Regions from separate parts of the Homo sapiens genome. Here all the other regions are linked to region 3. Evidence: chromatin contacts called from ENCODE Hi-C or POLR2A ChIA-PET data. All regions are on one chromosome and are shown on one strand. Each heading gives the region's core, a stretch centred on a gene start or an enhancer-like site at or near the end of the contact. The rest is flanking DNA. Distances are from core to core; before and after follow the strand shown. Region 1 holds the start of CYBA (cytochrome b-245 alpha chain). Region 2 holds the start of ZFPM1 (zinc finger protein, FOG family member 1). Region 3 holds the start of FBXO31 (F-box protein 31).

The links. Hi-C counts contacts between places; a loop is a spot of excess contacts on that map. ChIA-PET counts read pairs that join two places held with the same protein, here RNA polymerase II (POLR2A). Pooled maps may share reads with other maps.
Region 1: a loop to region 3 is called in a map of natural killer cell, with 14 times the contacts of the local background. The contact joins the promoter of CYBA here to the promoter of FBXO31 in region 3. A Hi-C loop is called at or near these places in 1 of 168 maps with a recorded cell type or tissue (natural killer cell), 1 of 37 single-sample maps with no recorded cell type and 9 of 50 pooled maps. POLR2A ChIA-PET finds 5 or more read pairs at or near these places in 1 of 52 experiments (K562).
Region 2: a loop to region 3 is called in a map of GM12878, with 7 times the contacts of the local background. The contact joins the promoter of ZFPM1 here to the promoter of FBXO31 in region 3. A Hi-C loop is called at or near these places in 5 of 168 maps with a recorded cell type or tissue (CD4-positive, alpha-beta T cell, CD4-positive, alpha-beta memory T cell, GM12878 and 1 more), 17 of 37 single-sample maps with no recorded cell type and 17 of 50 pooled maps.

The regions. Positions count from the first base shown.
Region 1 is chr16:88,648,889-88,652,302 of GRCh38, forward strand. It overlaps CYBA (cytochrome b-245 alpha chain), which reads right to left and starts at 2,165. Exons shown (of 6, transcript NM_000101.4): 1 at 2,068-2,165. The coding sequence starts at 2,125. It overlaps MVD (mevalonate diphosphate decarboxylase), which reads right to left. Exons shown (of 10, transcript NM_002461.3): 10 at 3,052-3,414. RefSeq lists enhancers at 503-1,398, 1,399-2,292, 2,293-3,187, 2,615-2,764 and silencers at 1,775-1,924, 2,075-2,354.
Region 2 is chr16:88,450,933-88,455,900 of GRCh38, forward strand. It overlaps ZFPM1 (zinc finger protein, FOG family member 1), which reads left to right and starts at 2,348. Exons shown (of 10, transcript NM_153813.3): 1 at 2,348-2,746. The coding sequence starts at 2,707. RefSeq lists silencers at 2,073-2,372, 2,383-2,472, 2,933-3,062, 3,283-3,352, 4,293-4,968.
Region 3 is chr16:87,381,522-87,386,522 of GRCh38, forward strand. It overlaps FBXO31 (F-box protein 31), which reads right to left and starts at 2,255. Exons shown (of 9, transcript NM_024735.5): 1 at 1,884-2,255. The coding sequence starts at 2,223. TRM-CAT6-1 (tRNA-Met (anticodon CAT) 6-1) reads right to left here and starts at 2,573; the gene lies at 2,501-2,573. It overlaps LOC124903747 (a long non-coding RNA gene), which reads left to right and starts at 2,412. Exons shown (of 2, transcript XR_007065168.1): 1 at 2,412-2,675. RefSeq lists silencers at 1,611-1,850, 1,991-2,650 and enhancers at 2,058-2,711, 2,712-3,363.

The sequences.
Region 1 (3,414 bases), core at 915-3,414, 1.3 Mb after region 3:
GATTACAGGCATGAGCCACGGCGCCTGGTCCTTCCTACTATTTTATTTCTTTTTTTTTTTTTTTTTGGAGACAGAGTCTTGCCCTGTCACCCAGGCTGGAGTTCCGTGGCGTGATCTCAGCTCACTACAACCTCCACCTCCCAGGTTGAAGCGATTCTCCTGCCTCAGCCTCCCGAGTAGCTGGGACTATGCGCGCCTGCCACCATACCCGGCTAATTTTTTGTATTTTTAGTAGAGACGGGGTTTCACTGTGTTAGCCAGGATGGTCTCGATCTCCTGACCTCGTGATCCGCCCGCCTTGGCCTCCCAAAGTGCTAGGATTACAGGTGTAGCCACCTTGCCCTGCCAGCCATTCTGTTTTTGTCTCCACATGGTCTTGTTGGAAGATTTCCTATCCTTGGTTTGAGCCCAGCTACACATTAACTCTCTGGGTTTGTCTGTCTGCGTCGGAGGAGGGGAGGGCAGTGTCCTTGAGTCTACTCAGCCAATTGTCCATGCATCTTTGGGGACCGTCCTGGTCCCGAGCCTGCCATCCGAAAGAGGGTGCAAAGCTGCCGCTGGTGCCACCAGGGAGGTCTGAGGACGTATTCTGGCACCCAGCCACATTTACAGAGCACCTGCTGTGTACAGGGGGGACTCTTTGTCAAGGCCCTGCTGTCTCCGGGCCAGCTGCCTCCTGGGGCTGCACGGTCTGGAAGGACCTCCCCAGGCAGGTGGCATTTGAATTGAGAAATAAATGAGACAGCCATGAGGCTCTGCAGAAGCAGCAGCTTGTGCCGAGGCCCTGGGGCACGCTCAGGAGATCTAGGAACAGAAAGGAAGCACGGCAGCTGGAGGAGGGGGCCGGAGAGCCGGGAGGCCAGGGCGGGCAGTGCAGGGCGTCCAGTCTGGCTCTAACTCTTCGGGCCAGGAGCCCCTGGAGGGTTTCAGCAGGAGGCCAGACTAGAGCCCAGGTCTCCTGGCTCCCAGCTGGGTGCCCTCAGTCCGTCTACTTCCTGTAGGGAGTGCGGGGCAGGCAGGGTGAGTCTCACGGGGCAGCTCTGGGGAGAGCTGTCTGAACTGACCCACCGACTTCTTGGCCGCTGACTCGAAGCAGGCGGTCACTTTCCTGGGCACAGGACAGGCTGCAGGGCCCCGTCCTCCAGCCCTCCCACCCTGAGGTCTCTGCTCCCACTCCAGCTGCCACGCACCCTCCAGACAACAGGGAGGGCGCTCAGAGCCCCAGGGGAGTGGTGGCAGCGGGCCCCTCCTCCTCACCCTCAGCCCCCAGGCCCTTCCCAGGCACTCCTCCCCCGGTGCAGGTCCTTCCTGGAGCTGCTGCAGTGGTGCCTCTGCCCTCAGACCTCGCCTGAGCCCAGCCTCACCCGTGCTGGGCCAGACACTCCCTGGCCCTGGTCCCGAGAGGGTCCATTTCCAAATGGAGTCCGCTGCCCTCACCAGAACCTCTGAGCAAATGCACAGGAGGGTGACTGGGGGCTGTGCCATCCCACCCCAAGAGCAAAGTGCCTGTGCAGCTGGGCTGGGCAGGGCCGTCACTGGGTGGTTTCGGCGCCTTGTGAAATCTCAGACCGCCTCCAGCGCAGACTCCAGATGAGAAGGGCTGAGCCCCAGGGCATGAGCCCATTCCCCACCCCAAGCCCAGGGAGAGCGACCTCCAGGCCAGCTGGCTACCGAGGGGCAGGGGAGCTTCTCCCGATGCCCAGGCCGGAGCCCCCACTCGGGGGCTTCGGGGCGGTGACCCCGGAAACCACCGGGGCTGAACCGCCTCTTCCCCTGCGCTGCAACTTCCTCCTTCGCGGAGTCGGGGGACCGAGAGAAGGGAATGGGGGAGGGGCGCCGCGCTCCGCAGGGTCTGCAAGGGAATTACTGGGGGTCTCAGAACTCCTCCTTCCAGCCCGCGGCCTGAGGGTCCCGCCCCCGTTCCCCGCACCCTCCTGGCCTGACCCCGGCCCGGCCTGGCCCGCCTGGCGCCCCACTTCCCCACCCTGTAAGTAGCCCGAGGTCCCGGCTGGGGTCTTGGGACACCCCTCCAGGCTGCAGCCTCCACCGTCCCTGACGTGCACTCACTCAGGCCGGACGCCAGCGCCTGTTCGTTGGCCCACATGGCCCACTCGATCTGCCCCATGGCGACACGAACCCGGCTGGGACACTGCTAGGCGCGCACTGCCGCCCCTGCGCTCCCGGCCGAACCCCGCCCCGCCCAGGCCCCGCCCCCAGCCCCCCAGGTGACCGCGGCTGGGCGGAGACCCGCATCTGTAGGGTGCAGGGCTGTCCCGGAGCCTTCTGCCCCCGCCCTCTCTAGCCACGCCGAGGCATAGGAGGGGCCCTGCCCGGCAGCCCCAGCCCAGGCGGGGAGTTCCTGCGCTTCCCCAGGGCTTCCCAAACTTCAGCTCTCAAACACTGACAAGTGCCCCTGCCCAATGCTCCGGACCCAACCGAGGGTCCCGTGTCAACCAGGCGTCTATTAATAGCAGGACAAGGTGTGAAGGTCGGCTTCCTGAGCAAATCGGCCTCTCCAGAGCCTTGGGGGGTGGGGGAGTCACCCCTACAGCCCGGGAACACCTCTGCACCCTGATGCTACCAAGGACAAGGGTGGCCTCCCCATGGGGACCAGAGGCCCAGCCCCCATTTCCTCCCCCTGGCTCTGGGCTGGCACAGGCGTGGCCTGGGTCAGACACTGCAGGGGGCCTCCCGTCACCAGGTCACTGAACTGTGACTGAGACTCGAGGGAGGGGACAGGATGTGTACAACTGGGAAAGCACAGAATGCAGGGACGGCCCCGTCACGTCCGGCCTGGGTACGGGAGGCAGGGGCTGGCGTGGGGGTGGTGAGCCCAGCGCCCATGGGAAGACTTTAGACCTGGGGTTGCTCCTGAGGGTCCCACCTGAGCCAATGTGGGGTTTGAGGGGAGCCCCTCTGTGGCTCTGCCCAGCCTGCCCCTCCCCCAGGCCCTCATGGGGCACACCTGGACTCCCTGACAGGTGCCAGGGTCACTCAGAGCAGGAACCCCGGGATGCTGGTTTACGAAACAGAAAAACGGCGGAGGCCGGAGGCAGCAATGCTGGTTTATTCCCCATGGCCACCGGGGCCGCACTGGTGCCCACTCCTGCCACCATTCCAGCCACACCCAGGCCGTGGGCAGCCACCCTCCGAGACACCTGGGCCGGGGGCAGGGTCTCAGCAGAAGCGCCGTGGGCAGCCACCATCCGAGGCACTTGGTGGTTTCCTGAGGCCCAAGGAGGCTGCTCCCAGCACGGTGACCCCTTCCCTGGTCCGCTGGAGGGACCACCTCCCCACTGAGCTCCTTTCTCAGAGAACTGGGCATAGCCAGAGCTGGGGTGAGAAAGCCCTTCAGCCCTGCTGCACCGAGGCTCTGCCAGTTCTCATACCCCCTCCCCATCCCATCTTGGCAAA
Region 2 (4,968 bases), core at 1,098-3,597, 1.1 Mb after region 3:
TCAGCAGGCAGCCTCCCCTCTTGGCTGCGGTTTTCTCATCTGTAATAATGCCTTCCTCCGGGCAGGTAGAGGGACAGAGTGTAGAAGGAATGTGCTACAAAAGCAGCCCTGGCAGGGTTAGGGGACCTGTGACCGGTGCAGGGGCACAGGGCCCGAGCTGGGAAGGGCACCACACCGGGCTCAACATCCTGCCCTTGATGCCCTGGGGTTTTGGGGTTTGGGGGTTTTGATCAAGGGGGCTCCACATTTTCATATTTTCATTTTGCATGGGGCCTTGCAAGTGATGGAGGCAGGGCAGCAGGCTGTGGTCTGGACCTGCCGCCTGCCCCCTTCGCTGGCTTCCCTGGGCATGTCCCTCCATGTTTTCATCTATATATGGGCTCATAGAAATAAATCAGATCAGGCAAAGCAGCAGCCAAAATGATCCCCATCGTCTCCTCCTGCAGCCTAGACAGACATCAATCATGGATGATCATGGCTGTCTCCTGTTGACCCTCGGAATCCACCTCAACACAGATCTCCGCCCGTTCCAGCAGCGCCAGCCTGGGTGCCACTTGCTGTGCGTGGAGCTTCAGACCCAGCCCAGGTGCCAGCCCATGGCCACCTCCTCCAGGAACTCCCCTAACTCACAGGTCCACATACTCTAAAGTGGACTTCTTTGGGGAAGGAGGCGAGGCCTGGTGGGAAACCCAGACAGGTAGGTGCTCCATCCAGTTGACAAGCACTGGGTGGGGGCGGGAGGGTGGGGGGGAGGTCCTAGGTTGAGTGAACCAATCAGACATGGGCCCCACCCCCTCCAGAGAGCAGCTGTGGGAAGGCTGTGCCCACTGGACCCTGGCAGAGAGCAGGAAGGGCTGGAGGACCCGTATGCCCCTGGGCAGCTCTCTTGGCCTCCTGGTCTCAGTGTTCCTGTCTGTCCATGGCAGTGGGGAGGGACGGCGCATATCCAGTGTTGTACCCCTGCCTCTCCTACCCACCCGCCACTCTCCTGTACCAGGCTCTGAGGGTAAGCCCCCACTTCTCCCCTTCCTTGGAGCCAGGGAATAGGTCACAGAAGTTGGCACGAGATGGGGTCTTAGGAGCTCCCAGCAGGCTGGCGGGTGGTGTGACAGTCCTGCTGTGCGATGATCTCATCATCAGGTGGGAGGGGTCCTTCCTGTCTGCCCCTGGGCCCACTGACGCCCGTTTCTTATGAGTACGGGGGATGGGGGAGCAGGTAGCAAGTGTAGACCGAGAACATTAAAAGGAGATGATACAACTCAGCTGGGAGTGGGGGACAGCCCCCCAATGCGTGACCTTGAGCAAGTCCCCGAGCCTCCGTGAAGTGGGGCTCTTGAACACACCCCAGAGGGCAACAGTTCTCCATTTCCAGGCCTGAGCTGACAGCACCGCGCCCACAAACCTCGCTGACCTCTGACTGCTCCGAGAGGGGGCTGTGGCCCGGGCGCTGTGGGCAACTCCTTCGTGGGTCTCCTGCGGGGCGCCCTGGAGAGGCTCGGTGAGGAAAGAGGCCCCAAGTGGCAACGCCCAGGGCTGCCGGCTCCCGCGCCCCCTCCTCGATTTCCAGCCTGGTCTGAGCTCACAGGGGAAGACCCGAGATCCTGCTCTCAGTTGGCGGACCCCACCGCAGTCTGGGACGGAAGCCCCCTCCCTGGCCCGAATCCGCTCCACACCCCAAGTCTGGCCCAAGAGAAACGTGGGCGTCAAGGCCTCGGGCTTCCTGAGCCGGTTGTCACTGCCCCCACCGCGCACGTGGAGCGTGCGGCAGAGCCCAGGGGTCTAGGGAGGGACCAAGGGCTGGGGGCGGAGTTACAGTGCGGGGGCGGAGCCTCGGCGTCTCAGGACCCAACCAGGTCGGGTCAGGTTTGGAGGCGGAGCTGGCGCCGAGAGGCGGGGCGCAGGATGCGGTGCCGCGGGGCAGCAGAACAGAACCGAATAGGTCTCAGACTCCCAGCGCGGCCTGGGGACATGACCTCCGGGCCAAAGAGGAGTGGGGGAGGCTAGAGGTCTCCCCGGGGCGCGGGCGGGGCCGAACCAGGAAGGGGCGGGGCATCGAGCGGGGCGGGGACAGTGCCTTGAAGGCCCAGACGGACAGGGGCGGGGCCGCAGCGCTGGGGTCGGAGCCAGCGCCGTAAAGAGCGAGGCGGGCGGGGGCGCGGTCGCGGCTCTGGGGGCGGAGCCAGAGCAACGAAGAGCCGGGCTGGCGGGGGCGTGGCCGCGGCGCTGGGGGCGGAGCCGGAGAGGTGCAGGGCCCGGCAGGAGGCACGGGGCGGGGCCGGAGCGCCGGGGGCGGGGCGGGAGGTGCGGCGGCCGACGACGCTCAGGCCCGGCCCCGCCCCGTGCCTCCAGCCCGCCAGGAGCGCCCTCGCAGTGGCCGCCTGCTCCGCCGCTCGCCGCCCGCGGGTTCCATTGAGAAAAGCCGAGCGGCCGCGGCGGCGGCGGCGAGTGCGCGGGAGCGGAGGAGCCGGCACCCGCCCGTCGGGCAGTCCGCGCGCCCGCAACGCAGGACCGTGGCCTCTCGGGCCTCCGCGGCAGCTCCAGCGGCTCCGGGGCTGGGCGCGCGGGCTGGGGGCGCGGGCCGGGGCGGCCGCGGAGACCGGGGGCCGGGGGCATGAGCGGCCCCGCGGCCCCGCCGCGCCCCCGCCGCCCGCCGCCGCCCGCCCGGGGCTAGAGGCGGCCGCCGGGAGGGCGCGCGGCGCCGGAGACATGTCCAGGCGGAAACAGAGCAACCCCCGGCAGATCAAGCGTGAGTCAAACTTTGCCCGCGGTCCCCTCCGCGCGCCCGACCCCCGCCGGAGCCCAGCCGCCAGCGCCGCCCCCGCCCGTCCCCGCTCTGCCCTGGGCGCCGGCGACCTTCACCCCGCGCCGCGCCCCCCGCGCTGTGCCAAGCGCGCCGTAATCTAATCTCCGCCGGCGGCCTGGGCCCCCGCGTCTCGGCTTGGGCACCGGGGGGTTCAGCCCAGGAGGGGGCCGCCCGGAGGCCGGGAGGAGGGTGTTTGGGGGCGCGGCCCGGGCAGCTCGGCCCCTCGCGGCCTGCCCCTCCCCCGCATCTGCGAGATGGTGCGGCGATAGGGCGGCCCCGATCTGGGCTCAGATAAAGTTTAAAATATTACATTCTGCAAGTCCCGTCCTGATAAGATCGTTCTGTCGGGACGGGCTGAAATTGTGATCTTATCTCGCGCGGTTGACTCTCCCAGGCTTTGTATCTAGAAGCGAAGAGAGAGACCTGGGAGGCAGAGGGGACACCCGGGGCCGCGGAGATGCCTGGCCAAGTGGCAGGCACCGGCCCGCGCCCACCCCCACCGGTGCCGTCGCAGAGCCGCAGGACAGGGGAGGGGGTAGCGCGCAGCTGCCGCAGCCTAGGCACTTGGCTCCAGCCCCCCAGACACCCCCACCCCGTGCCCTAGCGCTGAAGTCCTGAACCCAGGCCCCGCCAGCCTGGTGACACCTCCTGGACCCTGCAAGTGTCCCAGCCAAGGCGGCATGGGCAACAAATGGTGCCCTCGGATGCCCGCGGGCACCCCCTGGCATCCCAATGGGCTGCTCTGAGTCAGAGAAGGGCCTCCCAGGACGCAGCCCCGGGCCGGGGTCGCCCCTGCACGCCACTAAGTTTCTCGCTGGTCCGGCTCCCTGCCCGGTCAGAGGCTGCTGCCCCGCCGCCACATTGCCAGTGCCCCCGCGATGAGAACTAAGCTGTCGGGGCCACTGTCTGGCCTGGGCCTCTGGGCTGTGCCAGGAGGGAGCAAGAGCACAGGAAGCTACCCTCCCCACCCTATGCCAATAATAACTTTGCGCCTCACAGTTAGGGCCCAGACGCAGGTCTTCCTCCCCGGGGCGCCTCCCCGGAGCCTGACGGGCAGGTCGTCTGAGCCCTGCCAGGAGGCCACGACGGAAACCCGCCCGCTGCCCAGCCGTAGGCGCCCGGGCACTACCTCCTTTGTCCACACGACCACTGCCACCAGGACCCCTTGTGCGGGGCCTGTGGGAGCTTCCCTACTCAGGAGGTCTCCCGAGGCGGGGGTCACAGGCATGAACCGGTTCCCGTAACCCAACTCCCTCAGCGCAAACGGGACCTGTTTTCCGAAAGTCGCCTTCTATCGTGTCAACTCAAGTATTAAAAGCCACCCACAGGTCCCGATCCGCGCTTGTGCTCTGGTTTCTTTTTCCTTCCTTCCCTGAGCGCCTATGTTCGGTTCTGGGGTGTGTGTGTGTGTGTGTGTGTGTGTGTGTGTGTGTGTGTGGTGTTTCACTGTGATGAGAAATGCAGATAGCTCGGACAGGGAGATCGCAGGTTGGAAACCGATCTCCAGCGCTGATAAGGCCGCCAGCGCCAGCGAGAGCCCGTAGCCCAGCCCAGCGGGGCGGGCAGAGCGCGCGCACTTTGGGAACTGGGACCGCGGCGGGTGCACGGTGAGCCACCGCGGCCCATCCTCGTTGCGGCCCGGGACCGGGGCAGAGAAAGGGCCCGGACGAGGAAGGCAGGGCCGCGGACCCTCCCTGTCGCTCGCGGCCCGGGGCGCCTCCTCCCCATGGCAGATCTCAGCACGTTAAGATGCGAAGGCTGATTGTCACCAAGCGGCGGCGCCCGCCCGCCCGCCCTCTTGCCAGCGCCTGTGCCTGCCCGCTGCCCTGGCCTCACCTGCGGCCGGGCCGCGAGTGCAGAGCGGAGGGGGCCGAGCGCTTCGGGCCGCCCACCCCCCACCCGCGCCCCCATCAAAGCCCTGGCGCAGCTGCCCGCGCCTCTGTGCGCCTTTTGTTCCGTGCGGAGATAGATGTGCCGCGCTGATAAGGCGCGCAACCGATGGTGGCTGAGATAGGCGCTTCCATTTATTAACTTCAAACGTGGGAGCGGGGGCAGGGCGAGGCGGGAGCGCGGCCTTGGCCGGCCAGATGGCGGAGGCGATAGGCCGGGCTGCCGACGGGGAGCGCGGGGCCGGGGCAGCTCGGGACCCCCGGCGCCCCCAGCCC
Region 3 (5,001 bases), core at 1,005-3,504:
GGGCTGGGGCCCAAGTCAGCTGACTCCAAATCAGGGGCCTCGACCATTAAGCAACAAAAATAATTTATGACGAACTCTGTCCGGGAGGACTTGGAGAAAGGGTTCTTCTCATGCAGACCTCCTTGGGGTGCAAACTCAAAGAGCCCGACAACAGGCTGCAAAGGTTTCATCAACATGCAGTCCTACAAATCCACAATCCCACTTGAGGAACTGCACCCTACCAGCCAGCGTGGGGGCTCGCGCCTGTAATCCCAACACTTTGGGAGGCCGAGGCGGGTGAATCACAAGGTCAGGAGTTCCAGAGCATCCTGGCCAACATAGTGAAACCCCCGTCTCTACTAAAAATACAAAAATTAGCCGGGCACGGTGGCACGCATCTGTAGTCCCAGCTACTTGGAGGCTGATGCGGGAGAATCACTTGAACCTGGGAGACGGAGGTTGCAGTGAGCCAAGACCGCGCCACTGCACTCCACAGCCTGGGTGACAGAGTGAGACTCCGTCTCAAAAAAAAAAAAGAAGGAAGTGCATCCCACCGAGACAATCTCAGAAGTTCCCAAGGATACATGTCAATCTCCTAAATTTCTATAAAATGCACAAAGCAGTCTTCAAAGCACTGTTTATGCATGGAAAAAATGCAGACTTCAAAGCTTATCAGTGAGGGACGAGTCTGTGCTACATGCAGGGAGTGAAATACTATGTAGCATTGTTTACACTACACTGTCTCTAAGAGAATATATATTGCATTATATCCTTTAGGGAAGAAGGTACACACGACTCAGAGGTTTTTTAAAATGTTAAGAGTGGTTTATTTTTGACTGCTGGGGTCTCTGATGGTATTTACTTTGTTCCTTTTGCTGTTCTGCATCGCTTGGATGTTTTCTAACCTGTCCTTTTTACCTAAATATGAGCTGCTTGAACATCAAAGAGCTGTCAACCTTTAAACAGAGAGAGCCTTGAACTCCAGATTAAATAAACATCTCCTCCTGTGATCTGTTACATCCAATATTGCTGAAGGCAAAAGTCCAGCCCGCACCGCTGTGATCCATCCGTCTCTCTACGCCCCCACCATCAGGAGCCCCCGACACTGGGCTTCCCCTACTCCCGTAATTTTTTTTGTTGCTGTTGTTTGAGACCAAGTCGCACTCTGTCGCCTAGGGTGGAGTGCAATGGCCCAGATGTTGGCTCAGTGCAACCTCCGCCTCCCGGGTTCAAGCCATTCTTCTGCCTCACCCTCCCGAGTAGCTGGGATTACAGGCGCCCGCTACCACGCCCGGCTAATTTTTGTATTTTTGTAAGTAGAGACGGGGTTTTACCATCTTCACCAGGCTGGTCTCGAACTCCTGACCTCAGGTGACCCGCCCGCCTCGGCCTCCCTAAGTGCTGAGATTACAGGCGTGAAACCGCGCCCGGCCTGCTCCCATTTCTTCAAGTTCACCTCGTCTCTGGTCAGGGCCAGCGGGGCACCCTCGGCTCGCCTTCAAGACAGGGGCAGAGGAGGCGGCCCCCAGGCGTCAGCTTAGGCCCCGCGCAGACCTCGAGGGATCCCAGCCCCAGCTCCCGGCACGGCCTCGGCCCCGTGGTGTCCCGTGCCCCGCGTCAGGGCCTCTTCGATGCCTCCCTGACGCCCTCAACCCCTCCCTACCCCGTCTGCCTCTCTTGGACCCCTCGGACCCTCCCTAACCGCCTCAAATACCTCCCTGGCCCCCTCAACGTGGTGTCACCGCGGCCGCTCCCCACCCACACCCAAAACACCACATCGCCGGGCCCCGCGCCCAACTGGTGGCCCCCGGCCGGGGCCACCGCCCCCGCCACTCCCAGCTCCGAGGCCTCCACCTGGCAGGGACCCCCCGCCCCTCCCGGCCCCGCCACCCCCGCGCGCTCACCCTCACGGCAACGCCTCCTCCAGATGGTGTCGGTGTGGAGGATGCGCCGGAACTTCGTGCAGACCTGGGCCAAGCTGGGTAGGTCCGTGCCCGGCAGCGACGCGAAGATCTCCACCAGCAGCTCGGGCGGCAGCTCCAGCAGCGAGCAGCGCGGGGGCGGCGGCGAGGGGCCCGCGCACAAGCCGCCCCCGACCCCGGCGCTAGCCTCGATGCGCTCCTCCTCGGGGTCTGTGTCCGGCTCGCTGTCGGCCGCCGCCGTCTCGGCCGGGCCCCGGCGCTGCTGGCGGCGCCGACATCCGCGCGACGGGCCCACGCCGCAAAGGCGAGCACACACCGCCATGCCGCCCAGTGACGGCCACTGCTGCCGCCTGTGCGCACGCTCCAGCGCGGCCCCGCCCCGCCAGCGCCGAGCCACGCCCCCGCCGCAGAGCTCGCCACGCCCCCTGGAGAGCCTAGCCCCGCCCCTACGTAGAGCTCCGCCCCGGCCGCGCCACCCCCTCCCCGCGGGGCGGCGACCTCAGAGACCCCGCACTGCTGCCCTCCCCTCCAGCGTGAGGGCGCCGCCCGTGACGGGCATGAGAAAAGAAAGTGGTGATGCCGAGTGCAAAACGTTAGACTGCCCCGTGTGAGGCTCGAACTCACGACCTTCAGATTATGAGACTGACGCGCTGCCTACTGCGCTAACGAGGCTGCTCGGCGACCACTTCGCGCCGCGGCTTTTGTGGAGATAGGGGTCGCCCCTCGCGCCCGTGCGTCCCGCTTCCGGCGCCCGAAACTGTGCCGCGCCGGCCGGTGAGTAGAAAGATGCGCCTTACAGCCTCCAAATACAGAGGCAGCAGCCAGAACCCCAAAGGGCGCCTAGAAGCCCTTTTGTCCATTGAAACAACGCGCGTTCCATCGTCTCCGCCTTATGGTAACCAAAAGGCCCGAGCTGCGGAGCTCTGCAGGGACCTTCGGGGATCCCGAGCTCCCTGCGGAAGCCCCGGGGAGGGCTTGGAGGGGCGGCGGCCGGCGCGGCCCAAGAGATCCGGGGATGCGCGCCCGGTCTGGAAAGGGAGGCCCTGCCATGCGGCGCCGCCCAAAGGGCGCCTGTTCCTGCAGCTGCTGGGAGCCGCGCACGCCTGCTCCAGCTGGGCTCCGCCGAGGCCGCTGAGCGGGGTCGTCTCCCAGGTCCGCGGGTGGTGACCGCGAAGGCGTCCTCTCACCTGAGCAGCCGCGCACGTCGCCGTGGGCTCGCCTCGGACCCCATCTCTTGGAGGCCCAGGCGGGAGTATCAATCGAGGCCAGGAGCTCGAGACCGGCCTGGGCAATACAGCGAGACCCTGTCTACAAAACAAAATTTTAGAAAGAGAAGCTGAGACGGGAGGATCGCTTGATCCCAGGAGGCCGAGGCTGTAGTGACCCGTGATGGTGCCACTGCACTTCAGCCTGGGCAACACAGCGTGACCCTGTCTCCAAAACAAACAAAAAACAAAAATAGCCACAAATGGCTGGGCGCGGTGGCTCACGTCTGTAATCCCAGCACTTTGGGAGGCGGAGAAGGGTGCATCACCTGAGGTCAGGAGTTTGAGACCCGCCTGACCAACATGGTGAAACCCTGTCTCTTCAAACAAACAAACAAACAAACCACACAGGCCAGGCGCAGTGGCTCACGCCTGTAATTCTAGCACTTTGGGAGGCCGAGGCGGGTAGATCGGTTAAGCCCAGGAGTCGGAGACCAGCCTACCCACATAGTGAGACGCCCCCATCTCTACAAATAATTTAAAAAATTAGGCCGGGCGCGGTGGCTCACGCCTGTAATCCCAGCACTTTGGGAGGCCGAGGCGGGCAGATCATGAGGTCAGGAGATTGAGACCATCCTGGCTAACACGGTGAAACCCCGTCTCTACTAAAAATACAAAAAATTAGCCAGGTGTGGTGGCAGGTGCCTGTAGTCCCAGCTACTCGGGAGGCTGAGGCAGGAGAATGGTGTGAACCCGGGAGGCAGAGCTTGCAGTGAGCCAAGATCGTGCCACTGCACTCCAGCCTGGGCGACAGAGCAAGACTCTGTCTCAAAAAAAAAAAAAAATGGTTTCAACTAATAACATCCTGCTATCTACCAGGGAGATCAGCCATTAAACAAGTAACCACATAGATAAATACATAAATTATAAATTGTAATGCTCTAACAATAAGTAAAACTAACAAGATCTTATAGCAGAGACCAGACTTTGGATGATCAAAGGTTCTTTGAGGAAATGACATTTATAAATCAAAGGAAAATTTGGAGTTAGCCAGGAGGAGAACACTTGATGGGAGAATGTTCTAGAAAAAAAGGATAGCGGCCAGGCCTGGTGGCTCACACCTGTAATCCCAGAACTTTGGGAGGCCAAGGCGGGCAGATCACCTGAGGTTGGGAGTTCAAGATCAGCCTGGCCAACATGGTGAAACCTTGTCTCTACTGAAAAAATGCAAAAATTAGCCGGGCATGGTGGCGGGCACCTGTAATCCCAGCTACTCAGGAGGCTGAGGCAGAAGAATTACTTGAACCCGGGAGGTGGAGGTTGCAGTGAGCCGAGATTGAGCCACTGCACTCCAGCCTAGGCGACAGAGCAAGACTCTTTCTCAAAAAAAAAAAAGAAAAGAATAAAAGGACAGCTGGTTGTCCCTGGCTCATGTAGTAGGCGAGGCCAGGAAGGGAGTTTTCAAGGCAATGGCACAGACGATGGTGAGAAGGAGCATCACTTGCCGGAGATCAGGGACCTCAGGAGGCCTGAGGGAAACAGGAGGCTGGTTCAGTCCAGGGTGTGGTCTGAGCAGAAGCTGAAAATATAGGATGGAAATGAAAAATGACAAGAAAAAGAGATAAAATATAGGTTGGAGTTAGAATGTGAACTCGTGGAAGACAGATGAAGCCCTCGCAAATTCGGGAATGACACAGTGATGAAAGTGGTGTTTTGGGAAGCCAACTCAGGCTTCAGTGAGCAGCGTGGTATGCAGATGAATTGTATGCAGGACGATTTTATGTGGTACAGAAACATTTTATATTTATGTATTTATTTATTTAGAGACGGAGTCTCACTCTGTCACCCAGGCTGGAGTGCAGTGGCACAATCTCAGCTCACTGCAGCCCCCGCCT